3 separate regions of the Homo sapiens genome follow, and all the other regions are linked to region 2. A link is an interaction called in ENCODE POLR2A ChIA-PET data of the cell type or tissue named here. Cell type or tissue: PC-9. All regions are shown on one strand.

The links. ChIA-PET counts read pairs that join two places held together with the same protein. Peaks named below come from ENCODE experiments on the same cell type or tissue, not always from the same donor. Only the 100,000 strongest peaks of a DNase experiment are listed, where the experiment ranks them.
Region 1: POLR2A ChIA-PET joins it to region 2 with 6 read pairs; 1 of 35 experiments calls an interaction of 5 or more read pairs at or near these places.
Region 3: POLR2A ChIA-PET joins it to region 2 with 5 read pairs; 3 of 35 experiments call an interaction of 5 or more read pairs at or near these places.

Annotation. Positions count from the first base shown.
Region 1 is chr2:30,795,781-30,798,280 of GRCh38, forward strand. The region is part of intron 1 of CAPN13 (calpain 13); the gene reads right to left. Among named protein-coding and RNA genes, the nearest start is that of CAPN13, 10 kb to the right of the region's middle. RefSeq lists enhancers at 1,491-2,200, 2,201-2,500. In PC-9, no CTCF peak of the experiment used is centred here; a DNase peak (open chromatin) is centred at 1,121.
Region 2 is chr2:30,273,728-30,276,227 of GRCh38, forward strand. No RefSeq gene overlaps it. Among named protein-coding and RNA genes, the nearest start is that of LBH, 43 kb to the left of the region's middle. In PC-9, no CTCF peak of the experiment used is centred here; a DNase peak (open chromatin) is centred at 1,184; H3K4me3 peaks cover 1,108 bases; H3K27ac peaks cover 1,881 bases.
Region 3 is chr2:30,571,609-30,574,108 of GRCh38, forward strand. All of the region lies in intron 5 of LCLAT1 (lysocardiolipin acyltransferase 1), which reads left to right. Among named protein-coding and RNA genes, the nearest start is that of LCLAT1, 130 kb to the left of the region's middle. In PC-9, no CTCF peak of the experiment used is centred here; no DNase peak of the experiment used is centred here.

The DNA.
Region 1 (2,500 bases), 520 kb after region 2:
TGCTTTAAGTTTAATTTTTATAAATTGAGCCAATATTAACTCTTATGGGAATTTAATGTAAGAAACTTTGTAAGAGATTCTCTTTTTAAAATAGAAAATTTGTAATTAACACATTCTTCCAAAACACTGATTTAAAAATTTCTTATAGCTCTATAATAATATTTTTATGAAGTCCAACATATATATCAAAATCTGAAATAGACTTGCAGAGAAATACTTTGAGTACTTAGGAAATAAAGCTGGTATCTGTATTAGCAAATATAGCTTTGCCAAAGCCAATTACTTAATTTTCCCTCCCTTTTCCTTTCTTCCCCAAAATAGAGTCCTTACTTTGCAGGAAGAGAATTACATATATATATGTGTGTATATATATATATACATATATATGTGTGTATATATATATACATATATATGTGTGTGTATATATATATACACATATATATGTATATATATATGTGTGCATATATATATACGTATATATATAGTCTTGATTTTTAAAAAGTATTTGATAAAATCTCCACCTATTCCCTGTGTGTAGACTACATTGAGTAGGTTGTATATCACGTACTATGACAGTGCAACGTAGCATAGTAAAGTAGAATACAGTGTAGTAAATAGATTTCGCAGTTTGACCCAGAGATCATGGATGAATGGTCTGGAATAGCTAAGAATCATTGCACTGTAATAGTCACAGAGCTCTGTCCTGTGTCCTGTCCTATTCTACATTTTTATCTTGGTCCTTAAAGAAGATGTTGAAATAAAAATGAAGATCCTTTTCAACTCTTTCATCATTTTTAATAGTGGAAATCAAGAGCAATTAACCAAGCAGATAGCAGAATCAAAATTCTAAATGACTTCAAAACCAAGAAGATGAAATTAACTAAGGAAACTGCAAACCTGTCTTTACATTTAAAAAGTTAACTATGCAAGTAAATAGTGAGCAGGATCTGTCTTGGCTAAATTTCATTTTGAAAATATTTTGTACGCCTCACTTGACTTCCTATTTAAAATGAGACAAAACTATGAAAGATTTGGCAGGCTCTGACCAGATTCAACAGCAGTAAGGCACTGCTCTAGACAGGCTAGCCCAGCTCTAGGGGCCACATTCCAAGAGGCTTATCGGCACTCTCAATGGTATCTGAAAATGAGTGTTTGAGTAACATAAGCATGCCTGGCAGGGAGGCAAGCCCTTTGCTTGCAAGCATGGGCTCCTGGCATGCAGTTATATCCACCTGAAAGAGGTGGCAAATTTTCATATTGGCAAAAATGTGCCAGACGGGCGGGAGGCAGTCCAGCTAAATAGACAGGAAGCCTGGAAACCCCTTCCTGGTCAGAGATCTAGAGAGGTTTACTGGACAGAAGGCCGACTGAGGGGTCTACAGTGATCCTCAGACTCAGCCCCTGCAGCCCAGGTCCCCCTCCCTCCAGAATAATCCTGCTGTAAGAGAGCAGATATTTAACCACCTCTGGCCCCACAACTGTACTCCCAACCCCTAAGTTTCCCTACCGCCAAGATTATGCTCTAGTTCAGAAAACTGAACTCTGCCTTGTGTCTTAAGGAAAAAGGAAAAAGAGGCAGCATGGAACAGTGCTCACAGGCACATAGAATCAGGTTGAAACTTGGGTTTGAATCCAGCTGTCTCTTACTGACTGAATGATCTTGGCCAATACTCTTAATATCTCTGAGCCTCCTTTCCTTACCTATAAAGTGGACGGGAGGTGGAGGTAATAAAACCAGCCTCGTAGCAGCAGACGGATATTAATTGAGAAGATTCTTGTAAAGGGCTTGGCGTGGCACATAATAAAAGCTTGTGTCCATTATGCTATCAGCAACTCCTTGAGTGTCCTGCCTGGCCCTGAACTTGAGCCCAGTGACTACAACCCTGCACCAGCTGGTGGGCATACCAGGCACCTGCCAGTCACCTCTGAACTCCCAACCTCGGGTCTCTCCAGGTTCCAGAGTTGTGTTCTTTCCATGCGTTGAGACTGTCATCTCCTCTACCTGCCTGGCAGAAATACTGGGTGCACCCTTGCCTCTGGCCCTAAGCCATGCTGTAGACCAAGCTATCTGTCAGCATCTCCAGCTGGGCCAGTGTCCCACAGCCTCTATCCTGTCTGAGGGGGCTTTTTCCTCCTCTGCTTACCCTGTCCTACACGATGGCCAGGTGTCCCTGAGGCCAAACACATGTCCAGTGGAAAGGATATGAACGCAAAGGAAGAACATGTGATCTGTGCAGTTCAGACGGTGGAAGGAGTCAGAAATTTGGGGAAGAGTGATTTTGATTAGACTCTGCAATGATGGAAGTGTTCTATATCTGTGCTGTCTAATACAGTGGCCACTGGCCATACGTAGCTATTGAGCACTTGAAAGATGGCTAGTGCAATTCAGGGACTGGATTTTAATTTTTATTCAATTTTAAATAATTTGCATTTAAATGTAAATATTCACATGCAGCCTTATTGCATGGTACTGAAGAAGAGAACTTCCAATGACATGAAT
Region 2 (2,500 bases):
TGCACAGATGTGAAACAACAGCTTCATGGTCATAGTTTGTTCAAAAATGAATCACTTCATTTAGGAGAAGAGGTAGGAGGGTTCAGCGGTAACCCCCGACCCCTGCCCCACGGAAACACTGCACCTTGTCTGCCACCAGATGTGTGTGGTTCATTATCTGGTTTGGCCAATCTATATGTCCCCTGAAAACTAGGAATGATCACATCTTAAATTCACAGGAACAGTGGTTTTAAAGCAGTTTGGGGGTCTCAAAGATTCCCTTTGAGAATCTGATGGAAACTATGGATTTTCTCTCTGCAAATACCAACATAGGCTTACAAATTCCAGGGAGTCCATAGGCTCCCATGAGAGGCAGGGCATCCCCAAAACTCAGCTAGCACTAGACAGACTTTTTTTTTTTTTTTTTTTTTGAGACGGAGTCTCGCTCTCTTGCCCAGGCTGGAGGGCAATGGCGCGATCTCTGCTCACTGCAAGCTCTGCCTCCCTGGTTCACGCCATTCTCCTGCATCAGCCTCCCGAGTAGCTGGGACTACAGGCGTGCGCCACCTCACCCGGCTAATTTTTTGTATTTTTAGTAGAGGCGGGGTTTCACCATGTTAGCCAGGATGGTCTCGATCTCCTGACCTTGTGATCCGCCTGCCTTGGCCTCCCAAAGTGCTGGGATTACAGGCGTCAGCCACCGCACCCGGCCTGACAGACTTGTTACTGAAGAAACCCTGGAGTGAATTTGTTTATAAAGGGCCCTTTGGTCCCGGGGGTCCCCCCACCCCATCACCTCTTCTGTGGTTTTTTAAGACTTCATCTTTGAAAGTAGGATTTGCTCAGTGGAAAAAGAAGTAGCTCAGACACTGAGACCTACAGGTCCCTGTCCCAGGTCAAAATGAAGCTCCCCTTTCAGTTTATTCAGAGATCAGAACATTCTTTCCAAACCAGGAAATTGGATCAGGCCAACGTCAGTACAAAGTGCACTGTCAGGGCCTGGTGGGTAACTTGGCCTCTCGTGGGTCACTCCTTATGCTACCAATACCAGGACTATCTTAGATGTCTCGGCCAAAACCATAATCTCTGGCCCCCAAAGAGAATGCTGTCAGACAGCAAGGAATGACAGGTTTCCAGGAAGTGTACGCCCTGTGCCACCCAGAGCTTCAAGAATCTTGGCTATCGTCCATTCATCAACTTGGTCATCAAATCTGCAGGCCATAGTGGGTGGTGAGCAACAAGTCTGGGCTGGAGAAGGCTGTGTTTACATAGCAGTTTTATGCCTGCCAATCTGTCTGTGAACTTTGGAAGACTTATTCACCACAGCAATATGGTAATTGTCAATGGGGACAATAAAGATTTCTTACGTCTGTGTGCCTTTTTACCCTATATAAAGCGCTTATGCCGATAAGGCATTCTCTTTTTTTATTGTGGAAAATATACATACAATTTACCATTTTAACTATTTTTAAGTGTAAAATTTGGTGACATTAAGTACATTCACAACTTGTGCAACTGTCACCCCTATCCATTTTCAGAACTTTTGCATCATTCCAAACAGAAGCTCAATTACTTTCTGTTTCTCTGAATTTGCCTAACATAGGTAACTCACATATGTGAAATCATACAATATTTGGACTTTCGAGTACGGTTCATTTCATTTAGTGTAATGTGTTTGGGCTTATTCATGTTGTGGCATGTATCAGAATTTCATTCTTCCCTATGGCTGAATAATATTCCATTGTATGTAGAGATTACATTGTGTTTGTCTATTCGTCTGTCAATGGACATTTGGGTCATTTCCACCTTTTGGCTGTGGTGAATAGTGCTGCTGTGCACATTGGTGTCTGGTATCTGTCTGAGTTTCTACTTTTTATTCTTTTCAGTAGATATCTATGAGTGGAATTGCTGGATCTTGTGGTAATTTTATTATATTTTCTTTTTTTTTGTTTTTTGAGACAGAGTCTCGCTCTGTTGCCCAGGCTGGAGTGCAGTGGTGCGATCTTGGCTCACTGCAAGCTCTGCCTCCCGGGTTCACACCATTCTCCAGCCTCAGCCTCCCAAGTAGCTAGGACTACAGGTGCCCGCCACCATGCCCGGCTAATTTTTTGTATTTTTAGTAGAGATGGGGTTTCACCGTGTTAGCCAGGATGGTCTCAATCTCCTGACCTCATGATCCACCCGCCTCGGCCTCCCAAAGTGCTGGGATTATAGGCATGAGCCACCGTGCCTGGCCCAATTTTATTATATTTTCTTATTTATATGGTGATAAACAACTCCTACTTTATTATAACCATTTTAAACATAAAGAATTTGAAGCTCAGAAAAGTGCAGGAAATGAATTCCCTCAATGAAGTTTGCTAACTTAGAGATTCCTGTGCCCAGGGTTGGGACTAGGGTGAGGCAAGTGAAACACCTAGTGTGGAAACAACAGGAGGACTCCCTCTCAGGTTTGGGTGACCCCTTGCCATGGTGAATTTGTCTACCAGCTGCAGTAGCAGTGCCAGGACCCATGATAGTT
Region 3 (2,500 bases), 300 kb after region 2:
CCTCTCCCAGGGTGGCATTTCAGTTACCCTTTTGAACAGCCAGCATGTTTTAGGAGGCAAGGAAGAAAGACAGACAAATTACTGAAATACTGGGTGCATTATATATCATGCACTCAGACCTTTTCATACAGCCTTTTATTGCTGGAAACTATGAAATTGGATAAGACCTTCCGTTATGTTAAATAAGATGTGGTTGTACAGTAGACTTTTGACATTTGCTAGAATATTTTCTGAGACAATTTCCATTTCCTCAATTTTGGAAATATTTTTGTAGATTAGTAGCTGACTTTCTTTTGAGGCCATTTTACAAGGAACATGATAGAGTGCAACAAAACCTAAATGAGATTTGTACACTGATGAGTGGATAAGCACCTGGATCACCTAAGTGACCTGGTGACCTGCACATCATGAAGCAGAAATTATTCAAATTTGCCTCAGGAGAAGTATGCATGACCGCATGTCAGAGACCTTTGATGTCTCTTCATGTTGAATTTTCAAATGCCATGGTATCGCTTTAGACCATAAAGGGAATTCATATTGTTTCTTTGTTCCTTTTAGTCACTGCCCACCTCGCCCCCTTTCCCTCCAGCGAAAAATCTGAGCTGCTCATTTAGGACAGATCTTCTTGTGTTTAGTGAAAAAAGTCATGATTGCCTTAATGAAAAAGGATAGAAGCCCTATCTATGTACTTAAAAACAACCATCTAACACTTATCAAGTTCTTCTTATGTACCAGGTATTGAGTTGTGCACGTTTCTTTACCTTGCCCATGCAGTAGAATCAACCATAGAGCTTTTTAAAAATACAGATACTGAGGTCCAAGCTCAGACCTATTGAATCAATCTGGTGATGGGGACCTAGACTCATAGCTACTTCTTTCACCATTCATACGTATCCCCTAATTCTCCTACCTAAGCTAGGTGGTAGTTTGCTTTGTGCTGCACCTGTGGAGCCTGGCTCCGTTTAGCAACTTTCACAGGGTCATACTGCTGCTGAGCAGAGGAACTTTAAACTCAAGTCTTTTTGATTCCAGTGCTCATGTTCTTTCCACTGTATAAGAAGCTTACAGTTTTTCAAATGCTAAAAAAAATTATTCTTTGTAGGTTTTTTTTTTCTATTTCCAAGATTTCTCCCTGATATCCTTGGCTCTACTGTGAGTTCTGTTTAAATGAAAAAATATATATAAAGGATTTTCTTTTTGTAAGCCTCTTTTATTTTTCTGATTCCTGCCTTTACCAGTTCCTCCTCCATTTCTCTAATCTTTAAAAAAAAATGACATTCAAACTATCTGTCCTTTCAAATTGTGATTTCATTCTCTGGCAGAGCCTGGGTTGAAAGAGGAAAAAAAATTGTGGTTCGATCGTTTTCTTTCTTTTTGCCATCAAATTGCAGAAGTAGCTTGATGACTTGATTTTTCTCAATACTGGTTCATTTTTTATTAAAAATAGATAATAGGTTTTTAATTGTAAAAACAGAATGTACTTACTGTTAAAAATTGGAAAATTAATAAAGAAGAAACTGTTGTGCAAGCCAGAAACCTGGGAGTCATTGTTGGCCCGCCCCCCTCTGCTTTTCACATGCTGTGAAATCCCAAACAAGGCCTTTTGATTCTACCCCTTAAGGATCTCTCAAATTAATTATTTTCATTCGCAGTGCCATACTGGTCTGGGCCTTCATTGTATGTTCCCTGAATTATCATACAGCTGCTCAGCTGGACTTTCTAGCTCTGGTCTTGACTTAACCAGTCCTTTCTCCACTTTGTAGCCAGAGAGTCAAGCCTTTTTCTAAATGAGGGTGGCATCACACTGAGATAGGTATCCAGGTACTGGAGTAAGGTCTCACAGAATTCCAAGGTTAAATCTACTCTAACATGATTTACCCAGGCCTCCTATGACCTACCTCTCTGGCTGTATCTCCTGTCTCCCTAGTTGTACCATTTGTTCTAGCCTTACTGAACCACACTTCTTTCCCAGATTGCACAGTGTGCTGAGCCTTCCCCACGGTATCCTCTTAAGATGTCACCTTAGATAACAGTTCATCCAGGAAGCCTTCCTGATTTTCTTTGGCTTGGTTGGGTACCTTGCTTTATATTCCCTATATGAATGCTTTTCCTACTAGCTATATGTAAATTTTTCTTACGATAGTATCACTTGTTTAGTTGTTTATCTTCTTCACTGTTTTTTCTCAAGCCTTCAGCACAGGGCCTGGCAAATAATAGATACCCTTCAAATTTTTTGAGCCTATCAACTAATTGGTCAATGTAATTTTATACCGTGTTCCAATAAAGATTTAAAATGGCTAACATAAATTTGTATCATATAATAATAGCAGTGCCCCAGCCTGGTTAAGATGACGAAACCCCATCTCTACTAAAAATACAAAAATTAGCCAAGCATTGTGGCACACACCTCTTAATCCCAGATATTCGGGAGGCTGAGGCACGGGAATCGCTTGAACCTGGGAGGTGGAGGTTGCAGTGAGCTGAGATTGCACCACTATAC